Regions from separate parts of the Homo sapiens genome. Here region 2 is linked to region 1. A link is a contact called in ENCODE Hi-C or POLR2A ChIA-PET data. All regions are on one chromosome and are shown on one strand. Each heading gives the region's core, a stretch centred on a gene start or an enhancer-like site at or near the end of the contact. The rest is flanking DNA. Distances are from core to core; before and after follow the strand shown.

Region 1 (5,931 bases), core at 3,370-5,869:
AGATCCTTACACCATGGCTCCAACGCTCCCTGTAAACAACAAGAGTGGACACCCAGGATGGCTGGCCCCAGGGTGGGAGGGCGCTGAGCTAGGCACTTTGAGATATGTATTTAATCTTCACCTCAACACTAGGAAGTAGATGGTGCTATTATTGCTTTACACATGAAGACACTGAAGCACAGAGAAGTTAAATGACTTGACCTAGATGTCACAGCTAAAAATTATGAGAGTTGGGATCCAAACTCAGTCTGAGTCCAGTTCAGCAAATGAACTCACACGGTGGCTGTCTGCTGTTTGTAGCAGCCTATGAGTTGAACATCCTTCCTTGCCTGGGAAAATCCCAAGATAGGAAGGAGACAGGGCCCCACCTTCAACCAGGAGAGTCAAAGGAGGGTCCCCTTCCCCAGCTCCCAGGGGGTTGGGCTGCTATGACAGGCAGTGTGTGGGGCCCATGCCCATCCCTGTGGCCAAGGAGAAGGATCACGAGATTGGCAGCCCCACCAGACCCTCCAGTCACAGCTGTCGAAGGCAGCAGCAACTCTACAGAAAAAGGAGGACAGGGATGAGGACCAGGCACACACCAGAGTTGTCCTCTAGAGTGCAAATGGTAAACAGGAAAAGCACCAGGGTGCCATTTATTCATTCAACAAATATGTGTTCATCATCTCTTTGCAACAGCTAGACCTTAGAAGATGAAGCTGTAGAGGAAAGCAGGACCTCCAACATCAAGCTGAGGAGCTTAGATTTTCTCCTGAGAATGATGGGGCTTTGGGAGGTTTTATTGCTTGTTTGTCTTTGGTTTTTTACATTTTAATTGAGGCGCAGCTTACATACAGATAGGCAGACAAATCTTAAGTATCAGCTGGATAAACTTTTGTGTACGTATATACCCATGAAAATCACAGCCCAGGTCAAGAGAGTAGACAGTTTCAGCACCCCAGATGCTTCCTTGGAGAGTTTTGAGCAAGGGAGGGACAGAATCGGACCTATTTAAAGACAGATGGAGGTAGCTGCAGGTCCTGTGAGAGTCCAGAAAAGGCAACTGATTCGGCTTGGAGGTTACAGGATTCTTTCCAGACAAGTGACATTTGTGTTTAGTCTTGAAAGATGGGTAAGGTTTGGGTTACAGTCAGCAGGGGCCCAGGGAGGGTGTCATAGAGGTGGGAAAGAGACCAGTGTGTCTGGAGAGCCATAGGCGGCATCCTGTTGCTGGATTTAAAAAAAAAATTTTTTTTTAAAGATTTGGAGCCTGGGAGGGATTGAAGGCTACAGAGTGGTGGGAAATAAGAGAGGTAGGCAAGAGCCCATGAAGGGATTTGAACACCAGCTTGAACTTTATTCCCTAGTGCCGGTAAAAGGGTTGTGAGCAAGGGAAGGCAGAACTCTGGGTAGGAAGAAGAGCATTCAGGGCCTGTGGAGGAGATGAATGAATGAAGGGGATGAGAATGGAGGCCAGCAGGTGGGGAGGAGTCTGGGGCTGTGGTCCAGGTTGGAGAGAATGAGGCCTGAGGCAGGGCATGTGGGTGGAGAGGAGGGAAGAGCAGAGCCAGGGCAGGGTGGGAGGGACCGGGCTGGAGACTGACAAGCTGTGAAGGATGGCGAAAGGGGCAGGACAAGGACAACCCCTGGGACCTGGCCCAGTGACTAGTAGACAGTGGAGCCATTCCCAAGATAGGGAACCCATGATAAGGAGTGAGTTCAGAGAAAGACTCAGTTCATTTAGGGGCTGGAGTCCTGAGCCCTGAGCTCCCAGGCTGGAGAAGGGGGTCTGGGTGTTGTCAGCTGTGGGTGGTGGCAGAAGCTGTGGGGACTGCTGAATTTGCTTGAGAGTAGAGTGGGGAGGGAGGAGGCTCCAGACACCATTTTGAGCAAAACCTCAAATGTTCTGATACGGATCGGGAAGAAAATAGAGTGTGGGAAGAGACCAGGCCAGTACCCAGCTACCAGGCCCGCGGGGAAACAGGAGGAGGCTCTTCATAGGGTCTTTGTGAGGTTAAAAGAGTTAATGCAAGCACAGCACTTAGAAGAGTGCCTGCTATATAGCAACTGCTCATTCACATTTTCATTCCATTTCTCCATGAGAGTGGCGGAAAAGTCTAGACTTTTGAAATTGCACATACCCGGATTCCAGTTATTCTTTTGTCGCTTAGTAGCTCTAACAACTTAGGAAAATTCCTCCTGACTTTCAGTCTTATTTGTAAAATTAGGCCAACTCCAGATAGTTTTGAGGAATGCAGTCTTTCCTTTGTTATTCGGAAGGACAGAGGAAACAGTCCCGCCCCCACAGTCCAAGGGCCAATTAGGGCTCGGTCCGCCTCCCGAAAATGCAAATTTTGGGACGCCTTGCCAAACACGCGCGGCGGCCCCGCTTCCCGCGCAGCAGACGCGGCCGGCTCCACTCTCTTCTTTAAACCAATGAGAGCGCGGTCCGCACGAACGGCGCCCCAGGCGCGCTGATCTAGCCCTCTGCGGACCACCGGGTTGCCATGGTTACCACGAGGGGCGGAGCTGAAGGGCAGGCTGGACCTCCGGGGAGAGAGACAGATTTCGATTGGCTCTTTTCTCGCTTCACCTGCAGCCCAGGTATCTTCCCGCCCTTTCCCTGTCCTTTTTGGAGCCTGACGCCTGCTCCTTTCTCTTCTCCTGCCCCAGCCTGGCGCCCCGAAGGTCTCTAGAGAAGGAGACCCGAAGTCAGAAAACCCTGAAAAAAATTGCTGGACGCTGCTGTGAGAAGAGGAAACCCTTTTCAAATAAAAGCGTTTTGCTACGTAACGGGCGCTGTACTGAAGTCTTATGAAGTATATCTTATTGGATCCTCGTAACAGATGAAGAAAAGGAGACACAGAGACTGACGTCAAGAAGGCTTTCTCAGTACTACGCAGCTAGATTTGGAGGACCCTGGGTTTGGATGCTAGGGCTGCCTCACACCAGAGCCCGCGATCTTTCCACTGTGCCTGGGGAGAAGTCTGGAAGTGATGGGAGGGAGGAACAGCGAAATTCAAAGATGAGAGCTGATGGAGAGACAGATAGAAACCTAACGGAGGAAAGAAAAGGAAGATATGAAGGAGTCAGGCAGAGGAAAAAGGAAAAAAGAAAGTGATGGAGAAGGGAAGGAAGAGTTTCAGAGGCAGAAGGAGAATAGAGAGAGGAGGCAGAGATTCCCAGAAGACCAGAAAGCCAAAAGGGTGAAAGGGGAGATAACCACAAGGACCCAGGGAGACGGGGACACATACCCAGAGAGGAAAGAGACCCAGAGAAAGGGACAGAGACGGAGGAGGACAGAGACCTTGGAGATTACAGAGAACCAGAGAGAAGGGGACAGAGATGGGGGTAGGGAGGGACAGGGGCCCAGAATGAAAGGAGGGGGCGGGGGGGTGGGGGCGATAGGGAAGCAGAGATCCAGAAATAGGAAAGAAGCCAGCTTCCTGGACAAAGACAGGCAGAGAGAAACGGAATTGAGGAAAGAAAATAGAGTGGGGACTGAGGAGAGAGATGCCAGAGTGGCCGACACAGAGTCCTGTCTCTTTTCTACCCCCCATTTCAAGCCCCGCGCCCCCAACCCAACGCACACGCAGGTCGCGCAGGAACTAGGCGCAGTCCGGAGCGCAGGGCATGGTCTTTATTAAGATGGGGACGGGCAGCGCGCTCAGGGCGCATCCAACACCAGCAGCTTGTGCATGTACGAGTTCAGCCAGTGGCGGCGCTCGAGGGCGGCCAGCAACCGCGCGCGCTCCCGGAAGGCCGCGTCGTCCGCCAGCGCCAGGCTCCTCCGCGGCCTGGGGGTGGCGGGATCCGCCCAGGCCCGTCCTGGGGGGCGGAGGCTGTGGAGAGACGCGGTGACCGCGCGTCCAGACTCGCTCTTGCCGCCGCCTGTCCTCCCCGCGGTCTAACTCGAAGCCCCGTTACTGCCCAGTCCGTGGAGTGGCTCGGTCCGGCTCCCCCTGTCTCTCTCGTTCTCTGTGTGGGTCTCTGTCTCTCTGCTCACCAGGTTCGAAACTCCCCAGGTACTGAGACCGAGTCTGATGCACTTGTCCGCCCACAGCGCTCAGCGCATGGCCAGGCGCACACCAAGAACCCAATAAACGTTGCTCAAAGAATGAATCCGTTTCTGCAACGACTCCTTTCGAGCCTCTCCACGCCTTTCTCGGGATCTATCTTTCTGTGTCTCTTTCCCTTGCTGATTTTCTGTCCATTTCCCGCACCACCACTACCACCAAACCCTCCTCCCGCCTTCCCCCACCCCTAGTCTCTGTCTTCTCGCTGGGTCTCGGTCGCCCTCTCTTTGGGCTTCTGTTCCGCTTTCTGGATCTTCCGTCCCCTTTCTCTTTGGTTCTCTTCCCACTTCTCCAAGTTCCCACCCCTCCCTGGGAGTTCTGGGACTGGCACCTACCTGAGGACCCCGACCGGGGGCAGGGCGACTCCCGAGGCAGTGCGGACGCCCCAGGGCACCACCAGCAGCAGCAGCAGCAGCAGCAGCAGCCGAACCCGAGGGCTCCTGGACACCTGGCGGGTCTCCATCACCTGTGGAGAACCAGAAAGGGGCTCAGTAGGGCTGCATCCCGGCCCAGAACCCCGGGCCCCACCATGCATCCACCCCCAGCTTCCCGCACAGTCCCCTACCGTGCAGTGGGCTGGGGCAGCGATGGTGGCAGCCCCCTTATATCGCCTCCGCAGCCCCCGCACCGGGCAGTGACGCAGGCCGGGGGGCCGGGGACGCGGGGTCACCCCCTCCCCAGGCTCATTAGGAGCCGCCAGCGGTAATGAGGAGCCGGGGGTGGGGGACCTGCCGCTGCCTTGGCCGCCACCAACTAATTGGGACCAGAAGCTGGACCTGAGACGAGGGAGGGGGAGAGACAGACAGACAGAGAGGTGGACACAGGGGGTGTGTCAGAGGGCTAAAAATAGAGACTGGCGGAAGGACCGTCAGAGGAACAGAGACACAAAGAGAAGGACAAAGACAGAGTGGCCGAGGAAGAAATAGAGAGAAAGAATGGGAACGACAGAAAAAGAAAGGAAAAGGAAGAAAACAAGAAAAGAGAGCGAAGGAGATGGAAACGAACAGTCAGATGGAGATGGAGGAGGGAAAGAAAAGGCTCTCAGAAAGACAGACGGAAATGGAAGGACGTCCTGGTCTGGAAGGAGCTGCCCAGAGATAAATACAGCAGCGAGAGGCCCAGAAAGATCGAGGGTGAGGTAGGGAGGGGGGAAAGGCAAGAAATGGCAAAGGGTACGTGTGGCAGGGGTGTGAGGACAGGAAAAGTGACAGACCACATCAGAAAAACCTCAGAGAGTGAGAAGAGGGGAAAACAGACAGGGCTCCTGAGCTGCCCTAAGGATGTGTCTAAGCCCTTATCTGGGAGGAGTTTGGGGGTGCTGTGAAGATTAAAGCCCAGTCCTCCTCACACTGACTCTTTTTGTGTGTGTGTGTTTGTCTGTTTGAGATGGAGTCTTGCTCTTGTTGCCCAGGCTGGAGTGCAATGGCACTATCTCGGCTCACTGCAACCTCCACCTCCCAGGTTCAAGCCATTGTCCTGCCTCAGCCTCCCGAGTAGCTGGGATTACAGGTGCCCACCATCACGCCCAGCTAATTTTTGTATTTTTAGTAGAGATAGGGTTTCGCCAAACTGTTGGCCAGGCTGGTCTTGAACTCCTGACCTTGTGATCTGCCCTCCTTGGCCTCCCAGAGTGTTGGGATTACAGGCGTGAGCCAGCACACCCAGTCCACACTGACTCTTAAGAGGGGCCTCAGCCGGGTGCTGTGGCTCATGCCTGTAATCCCAGCACTTTGGAAGGCCGTGGTGGGTGGATCACTTGAGGTCAGGAGTTCGAGACCAGACTGGCCAACATGGCGAAACTCCTTCTCTACAAAAATACATAAATTAGGTGTGGTGTAATCCCAGCTACTTGGGAGGCTGAGGCAGGAAAATCGCT
Region 2 (6,275 bases), core at 3,769-6,268, 46 kb after region 1:
CCCTTGCAGGTGCCGTGGCCTGTGGTCGTGGCCTCCCCCTTCCGCACAGCCAAGGAGGCACTGTTGGTGGCCAACGGGACGCCCCGCGGGGGCAGCGCCAGTGTGTGGAGCGAGAGGCTGGGGCAGGCGCTGGAGCTGGGCTATGGGTCAGTCTGCGTGGCCCGGGCGCTCACTCCTCTCCTCATTCTTCCATCTTCATCTCCCTTCTCCCTGGGTCGCTCCCCGCGCCTTTAACTCACCCCTCTCCCGGCCTGCCACCGTCTGTTTTCCTCTGTTGGACACCTTCATCTTCCCCACAGGCTCCAGGTGGGCACTGTCTGGATCAACGCCCACGGCCTCAGAGACCCTTCGGTGCCCACAGGCGGCTGCAAGGAGAGTGGGTGTTCCTGGCACGGGGGCCCAGACGTGAGTACATCCCCTCCCCGTCACCAGCCCCCCCGCCGCCCCATGCCCTTGACACTCGCATCCGGCCTCGCGTGCCCCTTGCATCCTCTTGACACCGTCCCTCTCACAGGGGCTGTATGAGTATCTGCGGCCCTCAGGGACCCCTGCCCGGCTGTCCTGCCTCTCCAAGAACCTGAACTATGACACCTTTGGCCTCGCTGTTCCCTCAACCCTGCCGGCTGGGCCTGAAATAGGGCCCAGGTGAGTCGTTGGGGGCCAGTGGTCTGGGAGTGTGAACGGGGAGAGGGGAATTGATGCCTGTTTCCCCGTGGACTGGAGGGCTGGCGCGAGGTCCATCCAAACCATCTCTTAGTCCTGCTGAGTACCACGTTGTGGCCTCACACTTTCCCTACCCCAGGCCTGCCGAGACTCTCAGCTCTGCCCCATGAATGTCTGTACTCTCCCAGAAACTCATGGGTCTAGGAGCTTGGGGTCCCCCAGAGGTTCACTGGAGCAGAAGCTTGGGGTCCCTCAGAGGCTCATGGGAGCAGGAGCTTGGGGTCCCCCAGAGGCTCATGGGAGCAGAAACTTGGGGTCCTCCAGAGGCTCATGGGAGCAGGAGTTTGAGGTCCCCCCAGAGACTCAAGGGAGCAGTTTAGGGTCTACCAGAGGCTCATGGGAGCAGGAGCTTAGGGTCCCCCAGAGGCTCATGGAGCAGGAACTTAGGGTCCTCCAGAGGCTCATGGGAGCAGAAGCTTTGGGTCCTCCGGGGCTCATGGGAACAGGAATTTGGGGTGCCCCACAGGCTTATGAGAGCAGTTTAGGGTCTGCCAGAGGCTCATGGGAGTAGGAGTTTAGGGTCCCCCAGAGGCTCATGGGAGCAGGAGTTTAGGGTACCCAGAGGCTAGTGGGAACAGGGGTTTGGGGTCCCCCAGAGGCTCATGGGAGCAGAAACTTGAGTCATCCAGAGGCTCATGGGAGCAGGAATTTGGGGTTCCCCAGAGGCTCATGGGAGCAGTTTAAGGTCCCCCAGAGGCTCATGGGAGCTGGAGTTTAGGGTCCCCCAGTGAATCATGGGAGCAGGAGTTTTAGGGTCCCCCAGAGGCTCATGGGAACAGGGGTTTGGGGTGCCCCAGAGGCTCACGGGAGCCAAGGCAGTCTTCCCAGTGCGGTAGAGCATAGGGTCTGAGCAGATTGAGGCCCCAGGACTCCTCCTCATGTCCCACCCTACTCCAGCCCAGCACCCCCCTATGGGCTCTTCGTTGGGGGCCGTTTCCAGGCTCCTGGGGCCCGAAGCTCCAGGCCCATCCGGGATTCGTCTGGCAACCTCCATGGCTACGTGGCTGAGGGTGGAGCCAAGGACATCCGAGGTGCTGTGGAGGCCGCTCACCAGGCTTTCCCTGGGTAAGGGGTCACACGGGAAAGCCCAAGGGTCATGGTGTGGCAGAGAGGGGAGCCTGCCCACAGCAATTGGTGGACTGGGAGGCTGGGCCCCCAGGGTAGGGGCTGTGGACAGAGGTGGGGTGTCAGGAGAGCCAAGACCAGGATGCCAACCCCCACTGTGCGCTGTCTGCCCACAGCTGGGCGGGCCAGTCCCCAGGAGCCCGGGCAGCCCTGCTGTGGGCCCTGGCGGCTGCACTGGAGCGCCGGAAGTCTACCCTGGCCTCGAGGCTGGAGAGGCAGGGAGCGGAGCTCAAGGCTGCGGAGGCGGAGGTGGAGCTGAGCGCAAGACGACTTCGGGCGTGGGGGGCCCGGGTGCAGGCCCAAGGCCACACCCTGCAGGTGAAGGGTCTGTGGGCACCTGGGCCAGCTGGGCAGGCGGGGTGGGGCTCAGACCAGAGGCTGTGAGATAACCCAGGCTTGGAATTCGGGCCCAGCCCCACCGCCTTCCACGGCAGGATCATCAGCAAGTGGCTTCACCTCTCCCTACCTCAGTTCCCTCATCTGTACAGTGAGTGGGCACACAACCCGCCTCGTAGAGTAGCGTTCGCCAGATGATGGATAGCGACCCATTCCTGGACCCTAAAATCAATTTAGTGGGCTGTTAGGCGGTTCTCACATTGCTGTAAAGAAACACCTGGGGGCGCAGTGGCTCACGCCTGTAATCCCAGTACTTCGCGAGGCTGAGGCAGGCGGATCACGAGGTCAGGAGATCGAGACCAGCCTGGGCAACACGGTGAAACCTGGTCTCTACTAAAAATACAAAAAATTAGCTGGGTACGGTGGTGGGCACCTATAGTCCCAGCTACTTAGGAGGCTGAGGCAGGAAAATTGCTTGAACCCAGGAGGCAGTGGTTGCAGTGAGCCGAGATCGTGCCACTGCACTCCAGCCTGAGTGACAGAGTGAGACCTTGTGTCACAAAAAAAAACAAAAAACAAAAAATACCTGGCCAGACATGGTGGCTCACGCCTGTAATCCTAGCACTTTGGGAGGCAAAAGTGGGTGGATCGCTTGAGGCCAGGAGTTTGAAACCAGCCTGGGCAACACAGTGAAACCCTGTCTCCACAAAAAATAGATAAATTAGCTGGGCATGTTGGCACCAGTCTCCCTCTGGCACCCGGCTGGAGTGCAGTGCCACAATCATGGCTCACTGCAGCCTCAACCTCCGAGGTCCAAGTGAGCCCCCCACCTCAGCCTCCTGAGTATCTGGGATCACAGGCACACACCAGCACACATGACTGGGTGTTTTTGTATTTTTGCAGAGACAAGAGACTCGCCATGTTGCCCAGGCTGATCTTGAACTCCTAGCTTCAAGTGATCCGCCTGTCTTGACCTCCCAAAGTGCTGGGATTATAGGCGTGAGCCACTGCGCCTGGCCAGGGATTACATTTCAACATGAGATTTGGGTGGGACATCTGAACTATATCATGGGCCAAACCATATTTCTTTCTTTCTTTTTTTTTTTTTTTTGAGACAGAGTCTCGCTCTGTCGCCCAGGCTGGAGTGCAGTGGCGCAATCTCGGCTCACTGCAACCTCTGCATCCCAGGTTCACGCCATTCTCCTGCCCCAGCCTTCCGAGTGGCTGGGACTACAGGTGCCCACCACCACACCCGGCTAATTTTTTTTTTGTATATTTAGTAGAGACAGGGTTTCACCATGTTAGGATGGTCTCGATCTCCTGACCTCGTGATCCGCCCACCTTGGCCTCCCAAAGTGCTGGGATTACAGGTGTGAGCCACTACACCCGGCCTTCTTTTTTTTAAATTTTATTTTACTTTAGTTCTGGGATACATGTGCAGAACGCGCAGGCTTGTTACATAGGGATACACGTGCCATGGTGGTTTGCTGCACCTATTGACCTGCCCTCTAAGTTCCCTCCCCTTGCCTCCCACCCCCCAACACCATATTTATTTTTAACAAAAGAAAATAGACCAGGCGCAGTGGCTCACGCCTGTAATCTCAGCACTTTGCGAGGCCAAGGTGGGCAGATCACAAGGTCAAGAGATCGAGACCATCCTGGCTAACACAGTGAAACCCCGTCTCTACTAAATATACAAAAAAAAAAAATTAGCCGGGCATGGTGGCAGGTGCCTGTAGTCTCAGCTACTCAGGAGACTGAGGCAGGAGAATGGCGTGAACCCGGGAGGCGGAGGTTGCAGTGAGCCAAGATCGCACCACTGCACTCTAGCCAGGGCGACAGAGTGAGAGTCCGTCTCAAAAAAAAAAAAAAAGAAAGGCGGTTATGCAGGATGTTTCTCACCGCCCGAACCCCCGTGGAATGATTCACTTTGACCAGCGTCTGCGAAATGGCAGGGGCTTCCACAATGGTGCGGTTTGGGCCAACACCAAGTGTTGGGGAGAATGTAGAGGAACTGGATCTCTCATTTACTGCGGGCGGGGCTCCCCTGCCCCACACGTGACCCACCTGTCCCTGCAGGTAGCCGGGCTGAGAGGCCCTGTGCTGCGCCTGCGGGAGCCGCTGGGTGTGCTGGCTGTGGTGTGTCCGGACGAGTGGCCCCTGCTTGCCTTCGTGTCCCTGCTGGCTCCCGCCCTGGCCTACGGCAACACTGTGGTCATGGTGCCCAGTGCGGCCTGTCCTCTGCTGGCCCTGGAGGTCTGCCAGGTATAGCCCCCTGCCTTCCTGCCTCTCCTCCCCGTAGCCTCAGGGCAGCAGAAAAAGGCGCCCCAAAGTCGGCAGGAGCTTGTCTCTTACCCCACCCTCCGTGGTACCCATGCTGCCCCCAGCCCCAGCACCCAAACCTTCACTCCTTGGGGACCCAGTGCCCATTCTTCACCCTAGGCCTGGGGCTTTCTCCTCCATGACCCCCCATCCCCTTCCCTCCCATGGGCACCCCCTGAATGCCCACTCCTTGCCCTGCCCCCACGGCCTCCCCAACCTTTCACTCTCTCTATCCCCTAGGACATGGCCACCGTGTTCCCAGCAGGCCTGGCCAACGTGGTGACAGGAGACCGGGACCATCTGACCCGCTGCCTGGCCTTGCACCAAGACGTCCAGGCCATGTGGTATTTCGGATCAGCCCAGGTGCTCTTTGTTCTGTTTTGCCATCTTCAGCATCTCAAACTTCAAACAGGCTCCTCCTTTTCTGGAAACACAGCCCCGCCCTCTTAGAACTCCTGTTGGTAAGGGGAGAAACTCCTTGACAAGAAGGTTTTGAGGCCCCGCCCTTAGGACTCAAGTTACTAAGGAAGAGGCTGTCCTTAGCAACAGGGGCCTGAGAGCTGCCTAGCCCAAAGACCTCGTCTCAGGGGACAGCCCGTTGCTAAGGACCACACCCTAGATTTGGAGGCCCACAGTCTACGCTTTGTTTTTCTATTTTGAGACAGAACCTCACCCTGTCACCCAGATGCAATCATACCTCACTGCAGCCGCAACCTCCCAGGCTCAAGCCACCGTCCCACCTCAGCTTCCTGAGTAGCTGGGACCACAGGCGTGCACCACCATGCCCAGCTAATTTTTTTCTTTTGCAGAGACTGGGGTTTCTCTATGTTGGCCAGGCTGATCTTGAACTCCTGGGCTCAAGTGATCTGCCCGCCTCGGCCTCTCAAAGTGCTGGGATTACAGGTGTGAGCCAGCACAACTGGTTGAGTCTACTGTTTTTTTTTTTATTTTATTTTATTTTATTTTATTTTTTTTGAGACAGAGTCTCACTCTGTCGCCCAGGCTGGAATACAGTGGCACGATCTTGGCTCACTGCAACCTCTGCCTCCCGGGTTCAAGTGATTCTCCTGCCTCCCAAGTAGCTGAGACTACAGGCACTCACCGCCATGCCCAGCTAATTGTTGGGGGTTTTTTTTTAGTAGAGATGGGGTTTCGCCATATTGGCCAGGCTGGTCTCGAACTCCTGACCTCGCGTGATCTGCCTGCCTCAGCCTCCCAAAATGCTGAGATTACAGGCGTGAGCCACTGTGCCCAACCAATTTTTACTTTTTAAATGGAGACGGGGTCTCGCCATATTGTCCAGGCTGGTCTCAAACTCCTGAACTCAAGCGATCCTCCCGCCTCAGCCACCCCAAGTGCTGGGATTACAGGAGCGAGTCACCGCGCCCCACCGTCCACTCTCTTAAACCTCCTGTTGGTAACAGATGTGAACTTGTTGACAAGAGCCTTGGGGCCCATTCCTTTCAACATGGGCTGTTAAGGGAGAGGAAATTCCCTAACCACTGGGTCCAGTGCTTTTCCCTACCATCTGGAAGTTCTGCTTGGGAGGAGCTGGGCATTGTAGCTGCAGAGCCTGGGTCCAGCCTGAAGCCCCTCGTCAGTAACAGTCTTCATCGCGGAGGAAGCAGGTGCTCAGCAACAAGCCTGCAGAAGTGCTTACCCCCGTCTCTTCCTCCCCTCAGGGTTCCCAGTTTGTCGAGTGGGCCTCGGCAGGAAACCTCAAACCGGTGTGGGCGAGCAGGGGCTGCCCGCGGGCCTGGGACCAGGAG

What was found. A loop is a pair of places that touch in the nucleus more often than their neighbours do. ChIA-PET counts read pairs that join two places held with the same protein, here RNA polymerase II (POLR2A). Pooled maps may share reads with other maps.
Region 2: a loop to region 1 is called in a pooled map, with 2.7 times the contacts of the local background. The contact joins the enhancer-like site here to the promoter of PTH2 in region 1. A Hi-C loop is called at or near these places in 6 of 50 pooled maps. POLR2A ChIA-PET finds 5 or more read pairs at or near these places in 23 of 52 experiments (A673, CD4-positive, alpha-beta T cell, CD4-positive, alpha-beta memory T cell and 17 more).

The regions. Positions count from the first base shown.
Region 1 is chr19:49,418,822-49,424,752 of GRCh38, forward strand. It overlaps PTH2 (parathyroid hormone 2), which reads right to left and starts at 4,620. Exons shown (of 2, transcript NM_178449.4): 1 at 4,391-4,620; 2 at 3,598-3,821. The coding sequence starts at 4,518. The coding sequence ends at 3,647. It also overlaps a transcript of GFY not described here. RefSeq lists a silencer at 4,736-4,939.
Region 2 is chr19:49,464,118-49,470,392 of GRCh38, forward strand. ALDH16A1 (aldehyde dehydrogenase 16 family member A1) reads left to right here. Exons shown (of 17, transcript NM_153329.4): 10 at 10-146; 11 at 300-405; 12 at 515-645; 13 at 1,621-1,788; 14 at 1,965-2,166; 15 at 4,264-4,449; 16 at 4,747-4,869; 17 at 6,189-6,275. Among named protein-coding and RNA genes, the nearest start is that of FLT3LG, 7.0 kb to the right of the region's middle. RefSeq lists an enhancer at 4,717-4,916 and a silencer at 5,337-5,386. Within about 2 kb of position 5,019, at least 21 of the 41 ENCODE cell types and tissues checked have a DNase peak (open chromatin) inside an H3K27ac peak, as active enhancers do; they include CD4-positive, alpha-beta T cell and GM12878, where a contact is called at or near this core.